2 separate regions of the Homo sapiens genome follow, and region 2 is linked to region 1. The links are chromatin loops, found by intact Hi-C in ENCODE. Cell type or tissue: PC-3. All regions are shown on one strand. Links, peaks and the distances in the headings refer to the core of each region. The heading gives the core; the rest is flanking DNA.

What was found. Hi-C counts contacts between places; a loop is a spot of excess contacts. Peaks named below come from ENCODE experiments on the same cell type or tissue, not always from the same donor. Only the 100,000 strongest peaks of a DNase experiment are listed, where the experiment ranks them.
Region 2: it touches region 1 in a loop (6-fold over the local background); 1 of 110 quality-filtered maps calls a loop at or near these places.

What each region holds. Positions count from the first base shown.
Region 1 is chr13:96,772,451-96,787,862 of GRCh38, forward strand. All of the region lies in intron 1 of HS6ST3 (heparan sulfate 6-O-sulfotransferase 3), which reads left to right. Among named protein-coding and RNA genes, the nearest start is that of LINC00359, 200 kb to the right of the region's middle. In PC-3, for the core only: no CTCF peak of the experiment used is centred there; a DNase peak (open chromatin) is centred at 8,901; H3K27ac peaks cover 371 bases.
Region 2 is chr13:96,665,643-96,681,054 of GRCh38, forward strand. All of the region lies in intron 1 of HS6ST3 (heparan sulfate 6-O-sulfotransferase 3), which reads left to right. Among named protein-coding and RNA genes, the nearest start is that of MIR4501, 250 kb to the left of the region's middle. RefSeq lists a silencer at 2,860-3,060. In PC-3, for the core only: no CTCF peak of the experiment used is centred there; DNase peaks (open chromatin) are centred at 5,669 and 6,569; H3K27ac peaks cover 1,677 bases.

The DNA of each region.
Region 1 (15,412 bases), core at 7,619-10,118:
GTTGGGCCTTGATTATCTAATACTCAGAATATTTTAATATGAATATATTTACAATAAATAGCAATAAATCAAAGATCATGTTGGACTTATCTATTGAAAAACTTGTTCTAAGGGCAACGGTATGAGGAAATAAACTGATATTTATTAAGCACCTTCTGTGAGCAATGGGGCTAGAAGCATTCTTTGAACAATGACTAAGGGATGTTAAGAAATCCACCGAAGTTATATAAGTACATCAGTGTTCATGAATGGGTATATAATAAGCCTTCAATAAGAAGAACATTTCTGCAAGTTATTGTAATATTGGCCAAAACATGGTCCTTCCTCTCATGTAGATTACAGTATTGATTGCCATCTTGAGAAGTTTTGATTTTCTTTTTTGGGAATGGAAGAAGTTTGAAATTTTCTTTGTTGAAATTCCTGGCAAGATAGCCGAATAGGAACAGCTCCAGTCTGCAGCTCCCAGCGAGATCAACACAGAAGGTGGGTGATTTCTGCATTTCCCACTGAGGTACCCAGGTCATCTCACTGGGACTGGTTAGACAGTGGGTCCACAGAGGGTGAGCTGAAGTGGGGGAGGGGTGTGTCACCTCACCCAGGAAGTGCAAGAGGTGGGGGAACTCCCTCCCCTAGCCAAGGGAAGCCCTGAGGGACTGTGCCATGAGGAATGGTGCATTCAGGCCCAGAAACTATGCTTTTACCATGGTCTTTGCACCCTGCAGACCAGGAGATTCCTTTGGGTGCTTATGCCACCAGGGCCCTGGGTTTCAAGAACAAAACTGGGTGGCTTGTTGGGCAGACACCAAGCTAGCTGCAGGAGTTTATTTTTTTCATACCCCAGTAGCGCCTGGAATGCCAGTGAGACAGAACCGTTCACTCCACTGGAAAGGGGGCTGAAGCCAGGGAGCCAAGTGGTCTAGCTCAGTGGGCCCCCTATGGAGCCCCCTATGGAGCCCTGCAAGCTAAAATCCACTGGCTTGAAATTCTCGCTGCCAGCACAGCATTCTGAAGTCGACCTGGGACACTCGAGCTTGGTCCGGGGAGAGGCATCCACCATTACTGAGGCTTGAGTAAGCAATTTTCCCCTCACAGTGTAAACAAGGCCACTGGAAAGTTCCAACGGGGCAGAACCCACAGCAGCGCCTCAAAGCTGCTGTAGCCAGACTGCCTCTCTAGATTTCTCCTCTCTGGGCAGGGTATCTCTGAAAGAAAGGCAGCATCCCCAGTCAGGGGCTTATAGATAAAACTCCCACCTCCCTGGGACAGAGCACCTGGGGGAAGGGGCAGCTGTGGGCGCAGCTTCAGCAGACTTAAACATTCCTGCCTGCCAGCTCTGAAGAGAGCAGAGGATCTTCCAGCACAGTGTTCGAGCTCTGCTAAGGGACAGACTGCCTCCTCAAGTGGGTCCCTGACCCCTGTGTCTCCTGACTGGGAGACACCTCCCAGCAGGGGTTGACAGACACCTCATACAGGATAGCTCTGGCTGGCATCTGGCGGATGCCCTTCTGGGATGAAGCTTCCAGAAGAAGGAACAGGCAGCAATCTTTGCTGTTCTGCAGCTTCCTCTGGTGATACCCAGGCAAACAAGGTCTGGAGTGGACCTCCGGCAAACTCCAGCCAATATGCAGAAAAGGGGCCTGACTGTTAGAAGGAAAACTAACAAATAGAAAGGAATAGCATCAACATCATTAAAAAGGACGTCCACACAAAAACCCCATTCAAAGGTCACCAACATCAAAGACCAAAGGTAGATAAATCCATGAAGATGAGGAAAAACCAGCTCAAAAAGTCTGAAAATTCCAAAAACCAAAATGCCTCTTCTCCTCCAAAGGATCACAACTCCTTGCCAGAAAGAGAACAAAACTGGACAGGGAATGAATTTGACAAATTGACAGAAGTAGGCTTCAGAAGGTGGGTAATAACAAACTCCTCCAAGCTAAAAGAGCATGTGTTAACCCAATGCAAGGAAATTAAGAACCTTGAAAAAAGGTTAGAGGAATTGCTAACTAGAATAACCAGTTTAGAGAAGAACATAAATGACTTGATGGAGCTGAAAAACACAGCACGAGAACTTCGTGAAGCATACACAAGTATCAATAACTGAATTGATCAGGCAGAAGAAAGGATATCAGAGATTGAAGATCAACTTAATGAAATCAAGCATGAAGACAAGATTAGAGAAAAAATAATGAAAAGGAATGAACAAAGCCTCCAAGAAATATGGGATTATGTGAAAAGATCAAACCTACGTTTGATTGGGGTACCTGAAAGTGACGGGGAGAATGCAACCAAGTTTGAAAACACTCTTCAGGATATTATCCAGGAGAACTTCCCCAACCTAGAAAGACAGGCCGACATTCAAATTCAGGAAATACAGGGAACACTAAAAAGATACTCCTCAAGAAGAGCAACCCCAAGACACATAATTGTCAGATTCACCAAGGTTGAAATGCAGGAAAAAATGTTAAGGGCAGCCAGAGAGAAAGGTTGGGTTACCCACCAAGGGAAGCCCACCAGACTAACAGTGGATCTCTCTGCAGAAACCCTACATGCCAGAAGAGAGTGGGGGCCAATATTCAACATTCTTAAAGAAAAGAATTTTCAACCCAGAGTTTCATATCCTGCCAAACTAAGCTTCATAAGCGAAGGAGAAATAAAATCCTTTACAGACAAGCAAATGCTGAGAGATTTTGTCACTACCAGGCATGCCTTATAAGAGCTCCTGAAGTAAGCACTAAACATGGAAAGGAAAAACAAGTACCAGCCACTGCAAAAACTTACCAAATTGTAAAGACCATCGAGACTATGAAGGAACTGCATCAACTAATGGATAAAGTAACTGGCTAACATCATAATGACACAATTGAATGCCCACATAACAATATTGACCTTAAATGTAAACAGGTTAAATGCCTCAAGTAAAAGATACAGACTGGCAAATTGGATAACGAGTCAAGATCCATCGGTGTCTGTATTCAGGAGATGCATCTCACGTGCAAAGACACACATAGGCTCAAAATAAAGGGATGGAGGAAGATTTACCAAGCACATGGAAGGCAAAAAAGAAAAAAAAAAAAAGCAGGGGTTGCAATCCTAGTCTCTGATAAAACAGACTTTAAACCAACAAAGATCAAAAAAGACAAATAAAGACATGACATAATGGTAAGGGATCAATACAACAAGAAGGACTATCCTAAATATATATCCACCCAATACAGAAGCACCCAGATTAATAAAGCAAGTTCTTACGTACCTACAAAGAGACTTAGACTCCCACACAATAATAGTGGGAGAACTTAACACCCCACTGTCAATATTAGACAGATCAACGAGACATAAAATTAACAAGGATATTCAGGACTTGAACTCAGCTCTGGACCAAGTGGACCTAATAGACATTTACAGAACTCTTCACCCCAAAATCAAATGAGTATACATTCTTCTCAGCACCACATCGCAATGATTCTAAAATTGACCACATAATTGGAAGTAAAATACTCCTCAGCAAGTGCAAAAGAATGGAAATCATAACAAATAGTCTCTTGGACCACAGTGCAATCAAATTAGAACTCAGGATTAAGAAATTTACTCAAAACTGCACAACTACATGGAAACTGAACAACCTGCTCCTGAATGACTATGGGGTAAATAACGAAATGAAGGCAGAAATAAATAAGTTCTTTGAAACCAACGAGAACAAAGACACAACATACCAGAATCTCTGGGATGCAGCTAAAGTAGTGTTTAGAGGGAATTTTACGGCACTAAATGTCCACAGGAGAAAGCAGAAAGATCTAAAATCAACACCCTAACATCACAATGAAAAGAATCTAGAGAAGCAAAGGCAAACAAATTCAAAAGCTAGCAGAATACAAAAAATAACTAAGATCAGAGCAGAAACAAAGGAGATAGAGACATGAAAAAACCTTCCAAAAATCAGTGAATCCAGGAGCTGGTTTTTTGAAAAGATTAACAAAATAGGTAGACTGCTAGCCAGGCTAACAAAAAAAGGAAAGAGAGACGAGTCAAATAGACACAATAAAAAATGATAAAGGGGATATCACCACTGATCCCACAGAAATACGAACTACCATCAGAGAATACTATAAACACCTCTACATAAATAAACTACAACATGTAGAAGAAATTGATGAATTCCTGGACACATAGACCCTCGCAAGACTAAACCAGGAAGAAGTCGAATCCCTGAATAGAGCAATAACAAGTTCTGAAATTGAGGCAATAATTAATAGCCTAACAACAAAAAAAGCCCAGGACCAGATGGATTCACAGCCAAATTCTACCAGATGTACAAAGAGGAGCTGGTACCATTCCTTCTGAAACTATTCCAAACAATAGAAACAGACAGACTCCTCCCTAACTCATTTTGTGAGACCAGCATCATCCTGATAGAAAAACCTGGCAGAGTCACAACAAAAAAAGAAAATTACAGGCCAATATCCCTTATGAACATTGATGCAAAAATCCTCAGTAAAATACTGGCAAACCAAATCCAGCAGCACATCAAAAAGCTTATCCACCACGATTAAGTTGGCTTCATCCCTGGGATGCAAGGCTGGTTTAACATATGCAAATCAATAAATGTAATCCATCACATAAACAGAACCAATGACAAAAACCACATGATTATCTCAATAGATGCAGAAAAGGCCTTCAATAAAATTCAACACCCCTTCATGCTAAAAACACTCAATAAACTAGGTACTGATGGAACGTATCTCAAAACAATAAGGGCTATTCATGACAAAGCCATAGCCAATAGCATACTGAAGGGGCAAAAGCTGGAAGCATTCCCTCTGAAAACTGGCACAAGACAAGGATGCCCTCTCTCACCACTCCTATTCAACATAGTTTTGGAAGCTTTGGCCAGAGAAAGAAATAAAGCGTATTCAAATAGGAAGAGAGGAAGTCAAATTGTCTCTGTTTGCAGATGACTTGATTGTATATGTAGAAAACTGCATCATCTCAGCCCAAAATCTCCTTAAGCTGATAAGCAACTTCAGCAAAGTCTCAGGATACAAAATCAATGTACAAAAATCACAAGCATTCCTATACACCAATAACGAACAGAGAGCCAAATCATGAGTGAACTCCCATTCACAATTGCTACAAAGCGAATAAAATACCTAGGAATACAACTTACGGGGATGTGAAGGACCTCTTCTAGGAAAACTACAAACCACTGCTCAAGGAAATAAGGAAGGACACAAACAAATGGAAAAACATTCCATGTTCATGGATAGGAAGAATCAATATCATGAAAATGGCGATACTGCCCAAGGTAGTTTATAGATTCAATGCTATCCCCATCAAGTTACCACTGACTTTCTTCACATTATTGGAAAAGACTACTTTAAATTTCATTTGGAACAAAAAAAGAGCTCGTATAGCCAAGACAATCCTAAGCAAAAAGAACAAAGCTGGAGGCATCATGCTACCTGACTTCAAACTATACTACAAGGCGACAGTAACCAAAACAGCATGGTACTGATACCAAAACAGATATATAGACCAATGGAACAGAACAGAGGCCTCAGAAATAATGCCACACATCTACAACCATCTGATCTTTGACAAACCTGACAAAAACAAACAATGGGGAAAGGATTCCCTGTTTAATAAATGGTGTTGGGAAAACTGGACAGCCATATGCAGAAAACTGAAATTCGACCCCTTCCTTACACATTATTCAAAAATTGACTCAAGACGGATTAAAGACTTAAACGTAAGACCTAAAACCATAAAAACCCTAGAAGAAAACCTAGGCAATACCATTCAGGACATAGGACTGGACAAAGACTTCATGATTAAAACACCAAAGGCAATGGCAACAAAAGCCAAAATTGACAAATGGGATCTAATTAAACTAAAGAGCTTCTGCACAGCAAAAGAAACTATCATCAGAGTGAACAGGCAACCTACACAATGGAAGAAAATTTTTGCAATCTATCCACCTGACAAAGGGTTAATATCTGGAATCTACAATGAACTTAAACAAATTTACAAGAAAAAAACAACCCCATCAAAAAGTGGATGAAGGATATGAATAGACACTTCTCAAAAGAAGACATTTATGTGGCCAACAAACATTTGAAAAAAAATCATCATCACTGGTCATTAGAAAAATGCAAATCAAAACCGCAATGGCATACCATCTCACACCAGTTAGAATGGTGATCATTAAAAAGTCAGGAAACAACAGACGGCGGAGAGGATGTGGAGAAACTGGAACCCTTTTACACTGTTGGTGGGAGAGTAAATTAGTTCAACCATTGTGGAAGAAGTGTGGCGATTTGTCAAGGATCTAGAACCAGAAATAGCATTTGACCCAGCAATCCTATTACTGGGTATCTACCCAAAGGATTATAAATCATTGTACTCTAAAGACACATGCACACATATGTTTATTGCAGCACTGTTCACAATAGCAAAGACTTGAAACCAACCCAAATGCCCATCAATGATAGACTGGATAAAGAAAATGTGGCACATATACACCATGGAATACTATGCAGCCTTAAAAAAGGATGAGTTCATGTCCTTTGCAGGGACGTGGATGAAGCTGGAAACCATCATTCTCAGCAAACTAACAGAGAAAAAGAAAACCAAACACTGCATGTTCTCACTCATAAGTGGGAGTTGAGTGATGAGAACACATGGACACAGGGAGGGGAACATCACACACTGGGGCCTATTGATGAGTGGGGGGCTAGGGGAGGGATAGAATTAGTAGAAATACCTAATGTAGATGACGGGTTGATGGGTGCAACAAACTACCATGGCACATGTATACCTATGTAACAAACCTGCAAGTTCTGCACATGTATTCCAGAACTTAAAGTATCAATAATAATAATAATAATAATAATAATAATAATTCCTTCTGTGGGAATGGAACCAGAATTTTTTCCATAGGAATTTGTCCTATGGGAATGGGCTGTTATTGAAATGTTTTGAGATGCTCAACAACTATATGAGAGCTACATTTGAGAAGGATCCTTGTGAATATAGTGCAAAAAATACATTTGAGTTTGGAGGTCATGTGGAGGGAAGACCATGAATTGAGGGATCTGGACATTTTGTGGATGAGTAGCGAGCAGGACATACGTGCCAAGATGATGTGACAGTTGTTGGAAATTCAGAGTCTAAAAAGAGATTCAAGGTGGAAACGTAGAGTGGAGGAGTCCTTCACATGCTGTGCAAAAGTGAAAATGAGGTCAGACCAGTGAACATGGTGAGACAACTCATGGCTCTTTGGCTTTGGGGCTTGTCCCAAGATTAAGCATGTATATTTACTTAAAAAAAAAAAAAAAAACATTGTTCTTATTTATAATGCTTATATTTGGAGGCATTTGCATCTGTGTGACTACCTCACAAAGATCACATTTCAAGTTGAGAGACTGGAAAGAAGTCAAGATAGGTCATAACCTATGACCAGATTGGAATGCTGTTAGTGGAATGTATTGCTGAATGGCATGATTATTTTTAAAAGCCTTGGCTTGATCCTGTCAGTGTGAGTAGAGCAAAGAACTAGGACAAGGTAATTAGAAAGCAGAGTGAGCAGAGGGCATGGAGGAGATGGATCTCAGTGGCAGACCTGGAACACAGTTCCTAAGGCAAGGCTCAGAACTGGATTTGTAAACAGAACTGGGAGAGAGGGGAAGTACCAAAGAAAAAAGTGAACAGGTATCAGAGACTCAGAAGCTGTGAGGGAAGATGGAGAGTAGAGCTGAAGGATCCATGCAGAGAGACTGATGGCACCTATAGAAAGCAGTAGTAAGCACTTTTGGTGTTATGCCAAGTGTTTGCGTCAGCTTAGGTTAGTCGTAGTTTTCGTGTATTAATAGGAACCAGCAGCCTTAGTTGGCCAGCCCAAGTCTTATAAAAAGAGATAAATAGGAGGCAAGGAGCTGGACAAGGCAGTTCTTGACATATTCACTCCAGATAAGACCTCCATATCCTGGGGTAGGGAAGAAGTAATTTCCCTAACATTTTCCCTATTTCCTCCCTTAATCTAGTGCTATAGTTCTTATAGTTCTTAAACTTTGGATTGGGGGCATTTTGAGAATTGAGTGAATGCTAGAGATCCACTCTCCAGACAACTGCAAAGACTCATGTACCCTCAAATATTTCCTATAATTATATGGGTTCACAGACTTCTCTCAGACCTCTGGCTGAGAACACTAGTACAGGATAAGAAGTCAGCTCTCTCTGGAGCACCTTCTAGCTGCTGTTGAGGAGGGCAAGTTAAAGCCTCTGCCTCCTTCTTATATGTGTATAGCAGGCAGAAGATAGAGTGGAATTGAGCTAGTGTCCTCACCTCTTGAGTATTCCTAGCTGCACATGTGTCTATGGACAAGCTGGTCTGGCAGAAGGACATTCTTACTGGGAAGTGTGAGGAAGGATAAATTTGCAGCCCAATCAAACAGCAGCAGCAGCAGCAACACCAATGACAGCTGCCAAGCATCTCAGGCCTATTAAGAGCCAGCAACTAGATTATATACTTTACCTTACTGCATAAACATTATTACACCCAATTTACTGATGTGGAAACTGAGCCTAGAACAGTCCATTTTAATGCATCCAGAGGCAGATAGCTGTGTCTGTCTAACTATGAAGACGCTCATTCTTCCATCTCTCCAATTCCCCCATTTTCCTTGTGGAGATACTCTCTTCTTCCTGCCCTTTACAGAGCAAAAATTAATCTTCACATTTTGGAATTTTCCTATTCCATGTTAGCTGCCAAGCTAAATAGGGCTGCCACTGGCCCATAAAGTGCCTCTGTGTGAATTAGGGAAAGGCACTACACGTCTTCCAAGTGAACACAGCCCTAAGCCAGGGCACGTAGTTGGGTGAGCAAAGCATGAGCTGGCTTTCAGTCCCCTCGCCCCCTTTGGCCAGATGCCCTTGTGAAGTGAACAACCTGCCCAACTCTACATAGCAGGCTTGAGCCAAATTCTTCAAAATGCTATCACAGCTGAAGAGCCAACAACGAAGCTTTGTTCTCAGGAAAAGCTGTAGTGTATTCATGACAGTTCCTCACTGATCTTGATATTCAGTAGCTGTATCTTCTTAAACAAATTGCTCTGGAAGTTTACTCTTTTGAAAAGGCATGTACTATAAAAATGGAAAGATAAAACTCTCAACAGGAAACCAGGGCAGATCATAACTCTGCTGCAGTTCAGCAAATGAAAATATATCAATAATGAGATGAAGCCCAATTCAAAACAACTTATGTTGTCTTTGGGCCTCAAAAATAATCTCTTTCCCATTATTAAGGAAAACGTGAACCTTTTTTTCATTTCTTGTAAATCCAAATCTTGTTTCCAAGAGATGATCATGTTTAGCTAAAATTGCTTCCACTTAGCTATTACAGAGGAATGACAAATACGTTATTGTTGGTGTTTATTGGCATTGTTATTAGTCGGTTGTCAAACCTTGAAGGAAAAATCAGGGACTGAAACCCTGAAAGAGTAATCTTATTTTCATAAATATGTTCCCCCCAAATTATATCATGCCTGACATCCACTTAGCCTTAATATAAACTCCGAGATCTGTTAGGAAAACACATAGAAATGATAAGGCATATTTTGTGATATATTTGCATCTGAAATTATTGTGAACTTTCATGTTTGTATCAGCTGCACTGGTGTTTTTCCAGAGTCTGATGGTTTTCTTCAGAGAACACAATCAATTTACCAATCTAGCCCAGAGGCTGCCCCCCATTTCCTCTGTTTATATACGTTAATCTTAAAGCAAAGAAGGCTGCTGAATTATTTAAGAAACTGAAGGAGGCAAAAATCATCCCAGAGTTAAGGATTACCGATTTTCTCCTTGTTCTCCAAAACAGTCGCCATGAACACATCAGACCAGTGCTAAGTAAGATAACTTTTCTTTGTTCCTAATCGGGTTTGGTTTGGACTCTTTCCTTGCATATGGGTGTGGCTTGTGGGCTGCTAGGTGGTCACTTGCCAGCTCTGAGATTGTGAAAATACTAAGGGGGATTTGGAATTTGGGAGGCTTTATTAAACAAGGATTTGGACTAGAAATGGACAAGTTGTGATACAGGGAAATGGAGCTGGCGGGTTCAGTTGGCAAATGTGATGCTCTTTCATGATCTTAGTGCTGTCCCATTTATTTTGCCCTTAAGTTCCCCGTGCCTGGCTTTTTCATTGCTTATCCTTGCCCTGAGATAAAATTATCCATACTAAGATTGTAGGTTGCCTGTACAAGGAAAAGTTTGATTTTACATAGTCCTTTAACTCCAATGGTGAGCAGAGAGGGAGGAGAACCTTTCTGCCCACCCAGCAGGCCCATTTTAAGGCTCATCTGACATTCACTTAAAATCACTCATTCTGAGTAGAAAGAGGAAAAGCCTCCTCCTCCCAGAAATACCTCAAGTGGGAAATTCTGGATCTGTATTATCATGGGAGGGAAAGAAAATGAGCAGCCGTTATCTGTGGCAAGAAAGATAAACTCTGAGAGGCCAGAAATTCTCATCTATAAGAACAAGCAGAGGCACTGGACCTGAAATAATTCACAAATAAGTTGAGTAAATTATTTTGAACAATGTGATTAAATGAGGGCAAAATAGAGCACATTGTTTGTTCAAGGAACAAAGAGTCTTAGGAACCAAGCATCTTAGGAAGATTCATGAACATGACACAAAAATATAAAAACAGAATTATGGAACTGGCTGAACCCTGACTGTCTCAATGCACTAAGGATGTATGTTAGGGCCATTTCTTTCTTAGGAATACAACAGCTATGACTAATCTTTGAGCTCCTGAACTGGGCTGATTTGTCCCTATATTGCGTTATGACTGCTTTTCTTACTTCTCAATCTATTAGGGCATTTGACAGCCTACAAACTAAACATCAGGAGGCTGGCTGAATTTTTTTTATTTTTATCCAGTGTTTTAGTGTTTCATAACCGCAGAAATCTCTGCTACTTCCTTACCTTGTCTTGATTTTTGTTACTGCTTTAAGTTTCATATTCAAAACAGTTTTTGTTTTTCTCTTAAGAAATTGTGAATCCTACAACTGATTACTGTGGTCCTCTCCCCTCCTCAACTATGGGGCATTAGAAAAATAAAGCTTTTTTTTTTTTTTCTGCCTTATGTAAGGAGGAAAATGTCTTCCAGGGGCTTGGTCATTGACACCCTCATTTATGGACAGGATGGAGCCACTTCAGGTTTGTTAGGCAATTTGAGACAATATAAACCATTTCCTTTTACTGGGGGCTGAGCAATGCAATTTTCAGCCATGAGGACTCTTAGATAGGAAGATAAGATGTGATTCAACAGAGCCCGGAAGTGATGTGATCTTGCATCGTAAGATCACATGAAAGCTGTTATTGATTAGTTTGAAAAGAGAGTGCCTTAAAACCATTATATTTGGTGTGTCATTGATCTTCAGAAACTCTCACGGTGCTGCACCCCAGCACTTCTCAATCAGTTTAATAACAATACCCTGAAGAAAGAAATATTCAGAAGAAAGAGCAGAGGACATGAGGTCCTGGAGGCCTCTCTTGATCTTCATATTTTTGAGCTCTCCCAGCTGTAGCTCTTTGATTCATCACTATTGGGAGATTGGTGGCTGAGGCTGAAATTCACTTCTTGCTGAGAAAAAAAAAAAAAAGGAACTTTGATATAAATAAATAAGTTGCGTGTTTATTTGTATCAATATCTGCTTTATCTCCTTGTGAGAATCTGAGAAGAGATTAATGACAGTAACAAAACCCCTTGAGAAATAAATGACCTACTTGACTGACCTATCTGGCTGAAAGACTGCCTCCAGAAGTGGGGTTGGCAGATGTAGCAATGAAGGGAGGAAGGAGAAAGAATTGCAGCCTGCTCATCAGGAATTGGGTCCTTGAGCTTTATAACTTTTTTTATTTTCATATTTTTATTTTTCTTAGCTGAGAGGTAGAGAACTGGATAAAGTAACATATGCTAATATATATTATTATACCCAAGCACACACACATAGGATGTTGTGGGACAATTTTAGAATAGTGTTCAACAAGAGCATGATAATGTCATCATTATTTTTTGTGAGCAGATAAAATGAGTTGGATTTGCTTAGAAATTAGTGGAGAATAGATTTCTATTTCAAACAACTAATTAGTCAGCTGAAAATATTGTTCAAAATGCATTTTATGGCTCTTATATATTATCCTCAAGGAACTATAAATTAGGTGCCTCAAATTGAACATGCAAACAAGACCCATATCAACTCACTGTATTAGTTAGACTTGACTCTCTAATTCTTTTGTACCTTCTGCCAAGCCCTTCCTCAATGAAGTAATAGAAACAGTGTTCCATGAAATGAAACCCTAAAATGTTCCTCATAAAAATATAACAGGGATTAAATGCTTTTAATGTAAAAATCAGTATTCAAAAAAGTTTCTTAGGCTGGGCACAGTGGCTCACTCCTGCGATCCCAGCACTTTGGAAGGCCAAGGCAGGCAGATCGCTTGAGGTCAGGAGTTCAAGACCAGCCTGGCCAACAGGGTGAAAACCTGTCTCTACGAAAAATACAAAAAATTAGATGAGCATGGTGGCACACACCTATAATCCCAGCTACTAGAGAGACTGAGGTGGGAGAATCCCTTGAACCTGGGAGGCAGAGGTTGTAGTGAACTGAGATCACGCCACTGCACTCCAGCCTGGGCGACAGAGTGAGACCCTGTCTAAAAAAAAAAAAGTTTCTCTTTTGAATTTTGATGATGTGACTCCAAAAAGAGCCTCCTGGCAATTTGTTAGTGACAGAGGCAGTCTGCTAGAGAGATGGATGCTAACCTATGCTAGTGAGAAAGGGTGTGCCTTTGATGAACATGGCTTGATTAGAATCAGAATGTAGAGCAGTAAATGGGTCTCAAAAATAATGAAATCTTTGGCAAATGAAGAAATAACTCAGATCAGTCAAAATCACACTTTAGAGTGCTACAAAACTGAACTATGTGAAATTGGTTCAACCTGATTCTACTGGTCATGATCTCCCAAAATAGCCATTTCACGTGGTTCAACCAAATAGAATCTGAGCTGCCTGTCTCCTGGTCCACTGTTGCAAGTGGGCAAAAGATAGCAGAAACCAAAGGCTTTCATTGTGCCTTGTGCTTGAGTACCTGCCGAGATTCTCCTTCCAAGGTCAGACAGATAAGCGCAGCATGGGCTGGAACAACAACAACAACAACAACACCAAACTGAGGGACTCATGCAAACAGGAAAGCAACAAGAGACATGCATACACACACAAAAAGAGGCAAAGAGATACATGAAAGAAAGGAAGCCCATATTTTATTGAGCACCTACTATGGAACCTGCACAATTCTGGACATACACATATACATAAAATTCTCACAGAAATATTGCTCTGTAAGTAGTGTCTTCACTTCGCATATGCAGAACCTGAAATTCAGAGTTAAAAGCACTTTCTAAAGATGACATTGGTAATATAAACCAGATCATGGCTGCTCCTTTGCTTAAAGAAACAATAATAACAACAAAAACCTATGGCTTTCCATTGCCCTTAAAATCAACTAAACTTTGTGCCATAACCTAGGGGGCTCTACAGGGTGTGACTACTTCACCTCTCTCCTTTCCACCCCTTACAGCACTGCAGCCACATTGCCTCTTCTTTTGTTCCTGGAACACACTGGACCCTTTCTTACTCCGTTCCCTTCCCCTTGCTGCTCTCTGCAACAGAACACTCTTTCGCCAGCCCTTTGCGTGAATGGTTCATTGTCATCCTTCAGATCTCAAATGTCCCATTCTTCTCAGACCCTCTAACTAAAGCAGCACCTACCCCATTCTGCTCCAGTTCCATGTTCATCTCCCTGTTCAGTTCTTGGTAGCACTTACCATGGTCTATAATTACATTTATTTATCTACTCTAGTGCTATCTGCTTTGTGTCTGTTTCCCTCATGAGTTTGTAAATTCCTTAATGTCAAACCATCTGCTTTATTTATCTTTCCCCAGACCCTGGCATACACCTGGCACGTGGTAGGTGTACCGTAAATATTAACTAATAAATGGATATGTTTTGGGGCAAAAATTTAAATTCAGGCTTGCCCCTAAATCATGTATTTCTTCCACTAAATTATAAGGATCTCCTATTGGTGGTTACACAGATCAACAGTTATCTGTATAGGCAAAACGCATTTGCTTGAATAAAAGTTACATACTTGCATGGGAAGGCATTACAAATTTAGGATAATTATACATATGATTGTAAAAGACTTAATTTTTAAATTATTTTTAAATTTTTATATAGTCAAATTGACCTTTTGTGGTGTACAATTCTATGAGTTTTAGCACATGTATGGATTCTTGCAGCAACCTCCACCACTGAGATGCAGAACAGTTCCATAATTCCCAAAATCTCCCTCATGCTACCCTTTTTAATCAAACCTTTGCATCATGCCAATTCTAGGTAACCACTGATCTGTTCTCCATTACTATAGTTTGTCTTTTCAGAATGTCCTAAATTTGGAATCACATAATATGAATCCATTTGAAATGACCTTTTTTCACATAGCATATTTCCCTTGAGGTCCATTCAGTTGTCTGTGTATCTTAATTGTTCTGTGTTATTAATGAGCAACATTCCATTGTATGGATGCCCCACAGTTTGTTTATCTATTCACCTGTTGGGGGAGATTTGGATTGTTTCCAGTTTTTAACAATTATGGGCTGAGTAACTATAAACATTTGTGAACAAGTTTCAGTGTGAACATAAGTTTTCATTTCTCTGGGGTAAATACCGAGGAGTAGGATGACTGGGTCATGTCATTCCTACCACAGGAGTGATAAATATATGTTTAGCTTATTAAGAAAATGCCAAAGTATTTTTCAGAGTGGCAGTTTTTATTCCTATCAGCAATATATGAAAATTACAGTTGTTTCCCATCCTTCCCAGCATTTGTCATTATCTTTTATGCATGCATGTATGTATGTTTATATATGTATGTATATATGTATTTACTTTAGCCATTCTAATAGATGTATGATAGTATACTATTGTGGTTTCAATTTGCATTTCCTTAATGAGTAATAATGTTGAGATATGTTATATGCTTATTTTCATCTATATATCTTCTTTACTGAAATGTCTGTTCAAATATTTTGCACATTTCTAATTAAGTTGTCATTGCATTTTAAGAGTTCTTTATGTATTTTGTAATCACCTCTTTGAATGATATGTGATTTGCAAATATTTTCTCCCAGACTGTAGCTTGTCAGTTCTTCCTCTTGATAGTGTTGTTCTCAGAGCAAAATGTTCCATTTTGATAAGGTCAAATATATCAATATTTTTATTATGATTTTCTTATGCTTTTGTAAGGACTCTCAGCCTAACTCAAAGTCAGGAAGGTTTTCACTGGTTTTA
Region 2 (15,412 bases), core at 4,419-6,918, 110 kb before region 1:
GAAAATAGCTTGGGTTTTGGAATAAACAGGCCTGATTTGAATCGCAGCTCTGCCACTGGCTTTGTGGCATGGTGTGATCATGAGCATTAAGTAATAGAACCCATCTGAAGATCCCAGAGTACAATGGACTCTTATTATCCTACAGGAATAGTTTAATACTTTAAGTCTTGTTATTACTCATGGTAGCTCTAGTTATTATTACCTCAAGTTTTAAAAGTGAAGTCAGAAACTCACAGGACTTGATTGGCCCAAGGACACAGACTAGTAAGTGTTGAGGCAGATTTTAAACTAAGCCTTTTTGAGTAAACTATGTTACCATGATACGAATACATAGTAGGTGCTTGTATTAGTCCATTCTCATGGTGCTAATAAAGACATACCCGAGACTGGGTAATTTATAAAGGAAAAAGGTTTAATTGACTCAGTTCAGCATGACTGGGGAAGCTCAAGAAACTTACAATCATGGAGGAAGGGAAAGCAAACATGTACTTCTTTACATGGTGACAGGAGGAGAAGTGCTGAGCAAAAGGAGAAAAAGCCCCTTATAAAACCATCAGATCTCATGAGAACTCACTCACTATCACAAGAACAACAGCATGGGGGTAAGCCCCACCATGATTCAATTACCTTCCACCAGGTCCCTCTGATGACATGGGGGGATTATAGGGACTACAATTCAAGGCGAGATTTGGGTGCAATCACGGACAAACCATATTAGTGCTCAATATTATTTTTCTTTTCTTCTATCCCTTTATTATTCTCTTCCCTTTGATCTGGTAAGTCTGTCATCAATTCATTAAAATGCATCACATTCATGCTGTTTTTCCTCGTATAACTTTCTTTTCAATATTATTAGATTAAGATTATTATACTATTATACTATAGTAGTATTATGGTTAATTTTTCAATGGCTGAAGATATTTTAATTTTCTCTTTACAATTGCTCTCACTTGATACTTCATTTAGCATATTACAGCAACACGTTGAACTTCGGCTTATTTCTAACATAAACGATATGAACCATAGAAGTATCATCATTTCCACCTCTAACAGGTTGTGAATGTACATTTCTAGATTTTCTGTGTGACCTCATTTTCAAAATTTTACTTCTTTATAAAATAGTTATATTTTATGCCTTCATGAAAATAACTAAATGAAAATAACTCATACAGGTATTGCACCTTGTTTTCAAGATATGCAATTTTTATATAGGAGAGTGAGTCTAGTTTAGTTACTATTTTATGTAACATTTTACATTAATACATTTTAATTGTATAATGTCATCCATGATGAACTATGCCAGTAAATTTGCCCATTTTTTATTATGTAGGATGTCATTTAGTCATGGAATCAAAAATATCTTTCTCATGCTAAGATACAGTCTTTCAAGCCAAGATAAACACCACACGTCCCACTTGTATTTCTTTTATTTATGATACTCATAAAATAGTATGACTACAGATTATACATGGAGTAATTTATATTTTGCTAATGCAAAATTCTATAAATCATATTGAATATGAATTAAAACTACATTTGTAAGGCAATATTAAAACAGAGAAATAGCAGTAAGTAGCAGACAACTTCAGGTAGATTTTCTATTCTCTTAATTTCTAAGTTGTAACGAAATCTTCTGAAAGGGTCAGTATCCAATTAAACTCTTGCATTAAACGTTGAATACAGAATCAGTTGCTTCTTTGCAGAAAATATGCCTTCTGGAAACTTCTATAATGCATGTCAAGTTATAGGATAAAAAAAGCCCATTTGTTATCCTAGTTCAGAAATAATTGCTTGCCATTAGGTTGGTGAGAACGTAAATTTTACTCATTTCTGTCAGCTAGCTTGTCACCTTCCTAAACTCCATCTCCATCTGCCCCTCCAGTGACAAGCTGAATATTATTTAGCCTTCCACCAGAACGATAATGACTCGTAAATGTAAATTTCACTGAAATCACACGTGGGGAAACATTTATTAACTTATTTTTTTAGAAATAGACAAATCTGATGGCTTGATTTTTGTTCAGCAATGTTACATATAAAAAATCTCCCCAAACCCATTTGCTATTCTTGTTAAAATGGTGTAAACATTATTGACTTTTTCCTTTTTTGCAAGAATTATACATGGACTTGGCTGTAAAGCCTTAGACATTACAGTGTCACAGAAGGGGTACTTACTATGCCTTCCTCTAGGATGGGGGAAAGGGGAGTGGAAAAAGCCACCTGCATGTGCCCTTGTGCCAGAATTCTTGTCTGTAAACCCAGAAGCCACATTTTAGCACTACAGTCTATGACTGGAGGGAAAATATTTAATAAAAATAGCTATTTCCAAAGCACCTACTGTTTTTGTTTTTCTCCCTCTAACATTCACCAAGTCCTTACTATCTGCCAAGCTCAGTTTTAAGTAATGTACAAGGGTTAAATCATTTTAATCTTCACAACAGCTCTTTGCAATAGATACTGTTATAATGCCCATTTTGCAGATGAAAAAACTGAGGCACAGAGAGGTCTCTCTCTCTCTCACACACGCATACACACACACACACACACGCACACACACACAGCTGGTGAAGAGTGAAGCCAGAATTTGAACCCTGGCAATCTGGTCTGGTGGAGCTACTGTCTTACAGGCAACATGTTGTAGCTTTTAATGGATTATCTTATTCAGTCATGAGAAAAACCTAAACAGGCAGGATGAGAAAACTGATGCTGAAAAAGGTTAGACAATATTCACGAGGACACACAACTAATGCAACTAATAAGTGGTAAAGTAATGCCTGTCTGATGCTAAAGCACATGCTCAAATGCTTCCTGACATAATAAGACCTGCTGGCTCACCTGCCCATACCCTGTGAGGCAGCTCCCTTCTGCTGAGGGACAAGGCAGGAAAACCTCACAGAGCTACTGTCGCTGCTACATTCTATCCCATTCCTGGCAAAATCTTATTGGAGACAGAAGAACTGGCCAGTGCATATTCACTGCTGTGTCACCCTGGTTCTGGGAAAAGAGGAAGATAAGAGAGGGAGCTGAGCACAGTAGTGCCAACCTTTTTTTTTTTTTTTTTTTTTTTTTTTTTTTTTTTTTTTTGTATCAGGTACATTTGTTGTTATGCACATTCAACCTATTCATCTAGATATTTCAAAAAAAAAAAGGCAACAGTTTTTCTATAAAGATAGGAAATCCTTGCACATTAGTCTTACATTTACCCTTGAGGATAAGAATTCTTGCTGATAAGAAGAGAGCTATAAAATATGGATACCATGTCTCAAGTATTTAAGGATAAAGCGATAAACATGCAGATGGAGCCATTAATGAACATTAATTGCTTTAAATTAGGTTTTATTGTGCAGTGGGTAAATTGGAAAGTACACATTTGCATTGGTAATAGAAAATTAATTTAAATGCTTCAGGAAGCAAAATATCACCTGATGTGCTAAAACCTGTTATTTGTGGTAGACCTAAAAGGAAACTTGAAGGGCACTGTGTATTCAAATAAAATAAAATAAACTAAGCTGGAGGCACACATATTTGTGAGAATCTTCTTAGGTATAAACCCTATATGGATATTGAGTTTGTCTAGGCCAAGAAAGGTCCAGATGGTGACTGGTTTAATGTTACATGTTTACTGCACTGTGTTGCCAGAGAGTGGTGGCACTGTAGTGCACTGTGCAACTGTAAATCTAGGAGTTAGATGGGCCCTCAGGAGGTAACTGGATCCTTCCTTCTCCCTCCAGGAAAGACATGTCTTGAAATCTTTCAGGACAGATTGTTGCCTACCCAAGTGTTCGAAGCACTTGGAGGGAAAATGCTGCACCTTCCTCAATGGCCCATTTTTCTAGCCGGAACCCATCTGAGCTCACATTGAGGAAGGCTTCCTTTAAGTCTCTTCAACAATGGCTTAAACTCATATCTTCTTATTTAATTTCTAAAGAGTTGGTAACCAGGGCATATGCATGGTTTGGTGGTTCTTCAACTTTCCTACTCCTGGATAGAAGTAAACTTTTTTCTTCTCTTTAGTACTTTTTTCTTTTCATTTGATCTTCTTACCATTGTTTTGCTCTGGATCCTGCTGTAGAACAGACAGTGTTTAAAATAGTAAAAATTCTCTAGTAAAAGAACTACGTAATAAAGACCCTCTGTTCTAAGGCTAAAGTGGTAGGAAATTGTCATTATAGTTGCTATATTGACTTAGTTGTGCAGCTGTTTCTTAAGACAGAGGAGAACATGAGTGGGTTTTGAGGAAGAAGAGGAAATTAAGGCTTAAGTAGCCTAAAATACACTGGTGTGGAGTTCAGGAGACAAATAGGGGCTAGAAATTTAAATTTGAGGACCACCAGTTTTTAGATTATTTTTAAAGCCATGAAATTGGATGAGATGACCTAAGGAGTAAATGTAAAAAAGTGAAGTTAATATAAAAAGTGCCTCAGGGCACTTTGACATTTAGAAGTCTGAAAAGAGGGACAACTCAGTAAAGAAGACTAAGAAGGAGCAAGGTCAGAGATAAAAAAGAAAAATTAGAAGCATGTGGCATCCTGGAAACCAAATAAAGAAAATGTTTTCAGAAGATGGGAGTGGCTAGCTGTGTTTAATGCTGCTTAGAGGTTGAGGTTGAGTGAGAGGAGGTTCTCACTGGCCTTGGCAAAAGCATTTTTAGTAGGTAATAGGGACAAAAGTCTGTTTGAGGTAGATTCAAGAGAGAATGGCAGATGAAAAGCAGGGCTAGTGAATATAGACATCTTTTTTGGGAGTTTAATGTAAAGAGGAACAGAGAACAGGGTGAGAGCAGAGGGGATCGTGAGATCAAGAGTAATTTTTTTTAAAGGCATGAGATCTTATAGCAAGAATGTATACTAGCGGGAATAATTCAATAGAAAGGAGAAATGGTGATGCTGGAGAGAAAGGAGGTTCCAGGGAGAGGATGGAATACAAACCACAAGAGTGGTATTGATCCTAGATTCATCCAGGGAGAGTTCATCTATGGTTATTGGTTGGAAGTCAGGTTGTATGAGTACAGATGAAGGTAAGCCTAGAGATTTAATCAAATAAAATATTGAACTGTTCTTTTTATATTTTTGAATTAAATTTTGATTTCCTGGAATGAAATATTTTCTTATACTTTAAGACAAAACATTGGCCCTTGGAAGAGGACCTGTCCTACCAAATGGACAATGACTGGCCAACAGAGATGGAAAATGTTTTGCATCTGTGCAGCCAGAGGTCCTGCAAGTGCTTTCTGCTGGGCAGACACAGCTGTGCTTCTTGGGGGCCTACTGCTGATATTCCCCTCTGGCTGCTCCTTGACCATGTCTCTGATACCTGGGATTAGGTCTCCAGTGCAACCAATGGCAGGCTATGAATTTTAGTAGCTTTAGGGATAGGCTTTACTTTACTGAACACTTAGGGGTAATGAAAGTACACCACTGGAGAGTAACTTACAAATATGACTAGAAGGGACCCCCTCAGCCTAAACCTGACCTCAAGAGAATTTTTGCTACAGCAGCTGCCTACCTGCTTCCACACAGGTTGGAGCCAGCTAGTTCTCCTCATTGTTAGGAATGCTCCAAGTGTCATCAGAGCTTTGTGTACAGGCTTGGATGCCTTTACCCCACCCTCCCAAATTCTTTTGAACCCAAATCAGAAGGAAGTCTCTTCTCCCTTACATATTTCAAAGATGGCTCATTTCCTACACCAGTATTTACCCTCTTCCCAGTGTGATTGAGAGTGGCAATTCCCTTCAACTGAAGTTATGCCCAACTAACTACAAAGATGTATCCTGGATCCATGTCCAGGATTGACCTATGGTAGGACAGTTACCATAAATCAGTTGCCAAGTATATTCATGTGCTAGGGCTACTGTAACGAAGCACCACAGACTGGGTGACTTAAATAACAGACATGTATTTTTCTCACAGCTTTGGAGGCTAGAAACTCAAGATCAGGGTGTTAGCAAGGTTGGTTCCTTCTGAGGGCTGGGAGGAGGATCTGTTCCAGGCCCCTCTCCTTGACTTACAGATGGCCTTCATGTTCTCTTGGTGTTCTCCCTGTGTATGTGCCTGTGTCCAAATTTCCCCCTTTTATAAGGACACTAGTTATATTGAATTAGGGCCTACCCTAATCACCTCATTTTAATTTAATCATCTCTTCAAAGACTCTCCAAATAAGGTCACATTCTGAGGTAGGATGGGTTAAGACCTCAGCATATGAGTTTTGGAAGGGCATGATTCAGTTCCTAACACCGAGTTATGATTTATTCAATCTTAAAAATATATTTTTAACACACTAATACCTAAAAACAAAATAGTGGTTTTAAAAGTTAGAATATTGCATGACATGATGAAATCAATACTCTCCTGCTCCACCAGCTCCATCTGCAATATTTGCTCCCTAACAGTAGCCACATTCAAATATTTATTCTTCTGTCATTTATTCCCATATTTCTAAATACCATGCTCAGACTGCTATTAATTTTCATGATAAATATTCTGCATTGGCTCCAAAGTATGGAATATGAAGATTTTGCTCTCTTGTGTCTTCTTATACACAATACCTGTCCACTCCCAATACAGATGTATTACCAAATGGTTAGTCAATGTTTACTTTATTATGACTATGTATTGTTCACAGCTGATCCACAAGGACATCATATTTCCTTTCTTGTACTATATTTTATTGTATGTACAGCTTAAAATTACTTTGTTACTTTGCTTAATTTTTGTGCCTGTCACTAATTCATCCCCAAACATTCTCCCAATATTTCAAACTCCTGTCAGTATGGTCAAACATAGAAGGTCATCTCAAGAGCCTGCGTGTTTCCTTGGCAACCCCTCTCCAGCAGCCCTCCATCTCCAACCTCAGCTGTGGACTCCAAGACTATTTCATAGTGATATCCTGGAGCTTTCCTTCAGATTCATCCTTTGAAGTCTGTTCATTGCTCTCCTATGTTGGATCCCCCACCTCCTGGATCTCAATCCTTCTTTCTTGGTTGACTCCTTCATTTTGATGGGGGCACATACTCCAACCGCTTCCTGAGAAAGAGGGCATGGGGGATAACTGTTTGAAGACTTGGAATATCTGAATATGACTTTAGTTTACCCTTGTAAATAACTGATAATTCACTTACCTGATAATTCACAATTATGGATGGTAAATCATATTCCCTGAGTATTGTAGAGGCACTCTTTTATCTTCTTCTATCTTTTAGTGTTTCTAATGAGACTCTTGGTTCAGCTTAGACTTTTGACCTTATGAGGGTGTATTCATTTCGTCTGGTTGTTGTAACAAATGACAACACTGGGTGGTTTAAAGCAACAGAAATTTGTTGTCTCATAGTTCTGGAGGCCAGAGCCTGAAATTAGCAACATTGGGCTGAAATCAAGATGTCAACAGGGCCATGCTCCTTCCAGGGGCTCTAGAGGAGAACCCTCTCCTTTCTTTTTCCAGTTTTAGGTAGCTGCCAGCCTTCCTACGCTGGTGGCCATATCACATCAGTCTTCAAGGCCAGCATCTTTAAGTCTCTCTGCTAAACCTTCACATCACTTTCTCCTCTGTGTGTGTTAAATCTTTCTTTGCCTCTCTCATAAGGAGGCTTATGATGGCTCTTAGGGTCCGCCTGATAATCCAGGATAATCTCCTCATTTTGTGATTCTTAACTTAATCACATTTGCAAAGATCCTTTTCCCAATTAAGATAACATTTACAGGTTCTAGAAATTAGGAACCGATATCTTCGGGTAGCTATTATTCAGCCATATATAGGAAGTAAACTGGTATTTCATTCCTTTTAGCTGTTAGAATCTCTTCTCTTTGAAATTTCAAAATGAAGTGTTTAGTCTTCATCAATCATTTTGTTTTGTAGGCAATTAGAGGGCAATTTAATCTATAATTTCATGTTCTTTATTTCAGGGGTATTTTCTTTATTGATTTTTGAACTTAATTCTCCTATATTTTCCCTGTTCTCTTTTTAAAGAATTCCTCTAGTCAGTTGTCGTTTTTCCTGGGTTCTCCTAGGTGGATTCCCTAATTCACTTAAATCTTCTGTTGTGTTTTCTGTTTCTTGAATTTTTTGTTCCAGTTTCTGAGATATTTCTTCAATTTATCTCTTCTAACCCTTCTGCTGATATTAAAATGTTATTATCTAATTTAGTGTTCTTCCTTATGCCATCTCAATTCTTGTTTCACGACCACAGTATTTTTTCATTTCTTAGGCATGATTATTTAAATTAGATTTTGAACTTTCTGTATCATCTTTTTTTCCAAGTACTTTAAAAAATATATTTTTTCCCCTCTTTCTTTCATTTGAGAAGATTGCTTCAAATGTCTGGATATTTGCTTATATTTCACGGTGAGGTGATAAAAACTTAAAAGCCAATCACAATGTGAGTCAGCATTTTTGCTGGGTGATATGGTTTGTATTTGTATCCCTACCCAATCTTGTGTCGAATTGTAATCCCCATTGTTGGAGGAGAATGGGAGGTGACTGGATCATGGGTGTGGCTTCCCCTTGCTGTTTTCATGATACTGAGTGAGTTCTCATGAGATCTGGTTGTTTGTGGAAACGTCTCCTTCCCTTTCTTTCCCCTGCTCCCCCCATGTAAAACAGGCCTGCTTCCCCTTCACCTTCCGCCATGATTGTGTGTTTCCTGAGGCCTCCCAAGCCATGCTTCCTGTACAGCCTGTGGAACCGTGAGCCAATTAAACCTCTTTTCTTTATAAATTATCCAGTCCCAGGAGGTTCTTTATAACAATGCAAGAACAGACTAATACACTGTGAAACCTCCAAAGGTCAATTTCTCCAGTCTTTTTTTGTTTCATATAGGTGGTCCTTCTCAGAGAGGATTTAATCCCCCGGGCTTCTCCTGGGGGTGTGAGCCAGGCTACTAGCACTCTGGGAACAGGGGGAAGTTAAGGGGCTAGGATTCTCCTTCATGAGCCGACTCTCACATCGTCCCTCTATTAGACGTTTCCTCCATGGCCCTCACATGGACTCGTTGTTGTTGAGTTCGCCTCACTGATTCATTCTCAGCAGAAAGTAAATATCCCTTATTCAGCTGGGGGATGCTGGAGACACATGGAACCTCCAGTTCTGAGCCTTTTTGTGATTCTGCAGTGGTCCACTGCTCACTTCTTCATCTAGCCCTATCTCTGTTCCTCCTCCTATGCGTCATACACTTATGTTTCAGCTCTGATTTCAAAAATTGTGTTGATGCCTGTCACTTGCTTTGGTCTCCTCTCACATTCTCAAGAGAAAGATTTTTGTGAGTTTATGCCCTTTTCATCCCTTTACAGTTCTCTCTGTCATGTTTCAGGAGGAGAGATAAATGCATGGCTTTCACTTACTATGTTTAACATTAGTCGGAAATAACAGTAAATGCAGTAGATCATCCATTCCAGCTTTTGCTGTGCTGTGCTCAGTCTAAGTTCAGGCCTGCAAACCTTTATTACAGGAGTCCAGTCTCCACTCCTGATCTTTGAAAAGCTAATGTTTGGACAAGAATGCGAACAGAAACGAAACATAATATACATGCACAAATACACCCACTCTCCCAGTATGAATTATAGTTTTAAGTATAAATTTAATTTTAAAATTTAGATCACCCTAAATCTCTATCTAAACCCAGATTTAGAGAAAATCAAGAACTACATTTTCTGATTTTGAGATGAATATATATATGTGACATATATATTTATATGTGAACATATATGTATGCATGTATATATGTTACATTTAAATATATATTTATGTCATATTTATATATGTCACATTTGTTTATATATGTGTGTTTGTCGCTCAATTTTCAATATAAAAAGATATATTTATTTTTGTTTCATTCAGAAGAAAGAGCATTTGGGTTATTTCATTGAGTGTAGGGCTTCCTCAAGAAACAAATGGGTGGGAATATTGTCATATCTGTGGAATGACAATGTCCTACTGGAGGGTTCTCTCCCAAAGGCATATTGAATTTTACCTTTGGAATCTTCTGCCATTTGGAATAACTGTTTTTCCAGTTTCAAAACAATGTAAGACCCTCTGCATATTGAGTTACATGACAATGTTTTAAGAAAAAGTGTGAGGCAGGAAAGATTATTGTAAGGCAAAAAATGAGGATTGGAGTTGGATTTGGAAATCAGCCTGAGGCAGCTTGAAGTACTGACCTCTCTAGTTTTCACATGGTCTCTCCCTGTGATGTCACTTATTTCTGTATGCCTGCATCCCCCTTTTGATTAACTGTCAACCTACTGTATCCACCAGTAGGATTCCTGGAGTGAGCCAGTCTGTTTGGGTAGCTCTGGATCATTGTCTGATTGGGCAGTGATCTGTGCTCCTGGCCACCCTATAGGGTCAGTCAGCCTAGAGATGAGTTCCCCTCAGGTCACTTGATCATCCTTGGTCCAGTAAGATCCACCCGTGCACAGGCAGCCCAGAACTGCTTCTTGGAACAGGGTCCCTGTTAGTTTGCTAGGGCTGTCATAACAAATCTCCACAGACCAGGTGGCTTAAGCAACAGAAAATCATTTTCTTACAATTCTGGATGCTGGGAGTTTGAGATTAATGTGTCAACAGGGTTGATTTCTTATGAGGCCTCTCTCCTTGGTGTGTAGATGGCCATCGTTCCCTATATCTTCACATGGGGTCTTCTCTCTGTGAGTCTAGATCTGAATTTCCTCTTCTTATAATGAGATACTGGAGGTAAGGACTTCATTGTATGAATTTTGGAAAGACATTATGTAACCCCTAAGAGACTCTATATGGGCAGAGCCACTTGAACCAGAAGTCGAATCTCAGGGTGAAAACACCATCATTGACATACCCAGTACAACGTTCACCTCCATTACAGGTCCAGTAAAGAAACATATATTTACTGAATTAAATGAAATTGAATTATTCGAGATATGAGCCACTTATATCAATTGTAGGTGAGACCAGGCTCAGTATATTTCCCAAATTGCTTAATGATTCACATTCCATCCCAAGAGAAACAGATAAGATTTTCTTTTTCTTGAAGTCCTTATTCCTGGGTTGTAGTAGTCTACCTCAAGGTTTTTGAGGTCTAAGTCATAATTTTCTAAATTATTTATGAACATGTTCCTCAGAAACTACCAGGAAAAGTTGACAAGTCTTATGAAGTCAAGATAAATGACACCTTCTTCTCTCTTTCATCTGTAAGATCCATTACTCTGTCAAAGGAGTAATTTAGATGGCTGTGATTTGTTCCTCAAAAAGTTATTTTGCTTCTTCTAGCATCCTCTCCTTGGGTGTGGTAATCAGCAGGTTTGGAGCTTAGTTGGAAAATCTCACCAAGTGAACTAAAAACAGGAGGAGAGTCAAGGTCATAGTAAGTAGAGAAAAGTTGGCTTTTTAATTTGTCTTTTTTCAAATACTTACTACATAAAGATGTGTGCAGCAAATCTTTGTGGTAGAGCAAGGGTCATCTCTATGAGTGGTTGGGGAAATTTTCAGATTAAGAAAAATTAATTGCTTCAATTGGAACTTAGGTTACATTATATGGGGGCAAAGTACAAGAATGTCTATATTGTCTTTTAAGAGTCAAAGTTATCTGTATTTAATTGGGTTGTTTGGGTTTGTTTGCATTTTGATAAGATAGTTTCTCTGCCAATAAAGATGAAATAAAATGTAAGATAAAAATACATTAAAAGAGCAGGCACACTAGACAGATTTATGTCAATTACATTCTGATTGGCTTTGTATCCTTCCACTTTTTGCCAGCAGATATGGTATCTGGCTAGGTTGAAAGCCTTTCTGTTAATAGGATATGAGTAGGCTGGTCTTCCTACAATGGTCATGTGTATTTCTTGGCATTTTAAATTTAATTTAGGGATGTATATATGTGTACACTTACACATATATATACACATACATATGTTATATATGCATATATGTGTGTGTGTATATGGATGTTTATATGCACACATCTCATACATTTTTTATTTGAGAAAAATTAAAGTGAAAGAAAAGATTAAATATCATTTTTTCTTCCTTAAGCTATATTTCTTGCTTGAAAGATTGACTTTCAGGATATTATTAGTAATGCTGTACCCATGTCGCTCTGCACTCAATTCTTATATTTATCTTATGACATTGTGTAGTAAATATTTGATTACATCTCTTTCTCTCCTCTAGAATTTGCATCATCCTAGACTCAAATAAATCTTATTTAAGATTTAAGCGAATATTGTACTTGGCTAAAATGTTTACTTATTTATTGTTTCATAATGAGTTGTTTAAATTAGAGAAATATTTTTAGAGCTCGGGCCTGTAATATTTGTCAATACCATTTTTAATATGCATGTTCTTAGTCCATTTCATGCTGCTGTAACAGAATACTGCAGACTGGGTAATTTATAATCAATAGAAATGTATTGACTCATGATTCTAGAGGCTGGGAAGTCCAAGATCAAGAGGCTGGCACCTGGTGAGGGTCATCTTGCTGCATTATTCCCTGGCAGAAAGTGGAAGGGCAAAGAGAGGGTAAGCAAAAAAGCAAGAGGGGAATGAACTGGCTTTTAAAATATAAATGTAATAAACTCAGTCTTATGATAACAAACACACTACTACAATAGCAGCATTAATCCATTCATGAACATGGAGCCTTCATGGTCTATTCACCTCTCTTTAGGCCACACCTGCCAACAGTATTGTTTTGGGGATTAAGTTTCCAGTGTATGCTTTTTAGGGGACACATTCAAACCAAGACAATTAGTATAGCATGATAGCTAGTATTTAAAACAGAATAAAGGCCAGGCTCAGTGGCTCATGCCTGTAATCTCAGCACTTTGGGAGGCCGAGGCAGGTGGATCATGAGGTCAGAAGTTCAAGACCAGCCTGGCCAAGATAGTGAAACCCTATCTCTACTAAAAATACAAAAAAATTAGCCAGATATGGTGGCGGGTGCCTGTAATCCCAGCTACTCGGGAGGCTGAGGCAGAGAATTGCTTGAATCCAGGAGGCAGAGGCTGCAGTGAGCCAAGATCGCACCACTGCACTCCAGCCTGGGTGACAGAGTGACAGAGTGAGACTCTATCTAAAAAAAAAACAAAACTAAACTAAAAACAGTATAAAAGCAGGATTGGCCTTGACTCAAAAGCAATGTGAAGAATTGACAATAATATAGAGTTGCTTAGATATAGATTCTGATTCACCTCATTATTTGTGCAACTACTAATTACCTCCCTATCCCTTTCATTATTCATTTATTTTTCTTATCACTCCAACTATTGATGCAGCCCTTAAAGTATGAGGAGTATCTCACAGAGAACAAAGACAGCAGAATTTCAGACAGATGCTTTTGTTATTCACAAAACAGTGCATTAAAATGTCAACCCCAACCTCACCCTGGGTGTGGAGATGATAGGAAAATTATATGTATTTCCTGAGCTGGTCATGGAAGAAAGAAGTCACTCCTGTAGGAACCAAGGGAATTCGTGCCTGGGCTCTGTTCACTGCGTCACCACACCCTCCCCTATCTAGTTTGCCTCAGCAAAATTCTGCTATGCTTCTTATTTCAGTTCCACAAGGCAATATAATCTTCAGGTGGTGGTTGGGTAGGGCCAATGCTTATCTCTGGGTTCGAAGCATCAGTAGCATTTATAGAATGCTAACATCGTAGTATCCTAATATAACAGCTAAAGTGGACTGATGTCTGAGCTAATTAATTAACAATATGAGACTTGAGCATCTCCTTTAAAATCTCCGAGCAGGCTTGTTTAAAGCCCACTGCCACATCCCTGTTTGCCTCACCCCAAGAGACTGAGACCAGGCACTCCTAACCACCCCAGCCCCCAGCAGCTGTACATCTTCTTCATGTAAAGTGGTAACATGGACACATTCACACAAGCATATTTGGATCCTTTTATTTACTCTCCTGTTTCTCATCCCTCACCATCACCCATGCTTTAAACCTCAGCCCGAAAGTAATTGCCCAATGCAGAGCCAAAGACAGTTTATCCTTAGCAAGCCCCTGCAGCTGCTTTCTGGTCTTTTTGATATGCTTCCCTTTTGTTTTAGTAGGAGGAACTCACTTGAATGCTGCTCTTCCCTAGCTTCCTGCCCCTGTAGCCCCCTTCTTTCCCAGAAGTTGCCTGCTGGTTAGTGTGGCAACGGTGTTGCACACAGCAGATTGTTCTTTGAGGTATATATCACACATTCATTCATTAAACATTTAAGGATATGGTATGTGCTGGGGTCCAACAATGGGATCAAAAGGTCCAAGAGACTTGGCCCCGGTCTTAAGAGCATTATTCTGGCAAGGGACCTTGGGCATCATAAGAAATGGGGATACCAAGACCACAAAGATCCTGTTTCAAGCCTAAAAGCAGAGGTGGTAGCAACGTGGGGAAGGAAGGCAAAGGGGGGAAGTGGAAGGCCACTCTGGGATGTAAAGAAAGGGACCCTGAGTCCCATCCCATCCATCCAAGACAGGTTTGGTGCCTGCATGATGCCAGTGTCTGTGGATGAGAGCCGGCTGCTATGAAAGACCTTAAGCCCATCCCAGCATCTCTCTCTGGGGGACAACTGACACAAACAGGCTGCCACACAGTCCTTGGCCTCTCAATCATTTTCTGCACTTCCTGATGGCATCTAGGATCCTAGCCTTGTCACACCACCATGCCATCACCACCTGGTCAGCAATCCCTCCACTCAACCCAAAAAGATGTTGTAGTGCAGCCCAGTCCTGCAATTGGATATGTGGAACCTGACAATCTCCCTGCATATATGTAAGCCCTGTGAGATCCCCAGACTGCTCTGAGGGAGAGTAAAGAGGATGAATTTAAACTAAGTGTCATTTGAGGCTGGGTGGTTAGGCACTCATGTACCTGTACCCTGGAGGACCCTTTAGTGCACTCCAATCGGGGGTTAGAGGGAAGAGGACACTTTCATCACACAAGTATGGTAAACTAGATTTCAACAGAGGTGTAAACAGTGTACTAGCACACCTGAGGGAAGTTTCGAAACCATCATACTCCTAAGAGGTTAGATCACAGTTCTTGGTTATATCTGCATGGGCTGCCATGGACCAACTTGTGAAGAAGACTGGCGTGAGGGGCTGACCCGCCATCTTGACATAAGCATCTTCCCTTCTAGCCATGGACACATTTTTCTTCCCACTTCAGGAATATTTAAATTTCCAGGAAATTATATACTTCATAAAAAGTCATTTCTGGAATCCAGGCTTGGTCAAAAATATTGGGGAGGCATTAGGAGCATGTGGGTGGGTGAGAAAGAGCATGAAGGCTTTGGAGCCACATAAACATCTTGGAATGCTGGCTTCGCTACTGACTAGTTATGGGACACTGGACAAATTATAAGTTTTCAGGCCTTCAGTTTTAAAATCTGTAAAATGGGGCAAAACTACTCAGCATCATAAGTTGTTTTTTCCTAAAATCCTCAAAACGTGCCA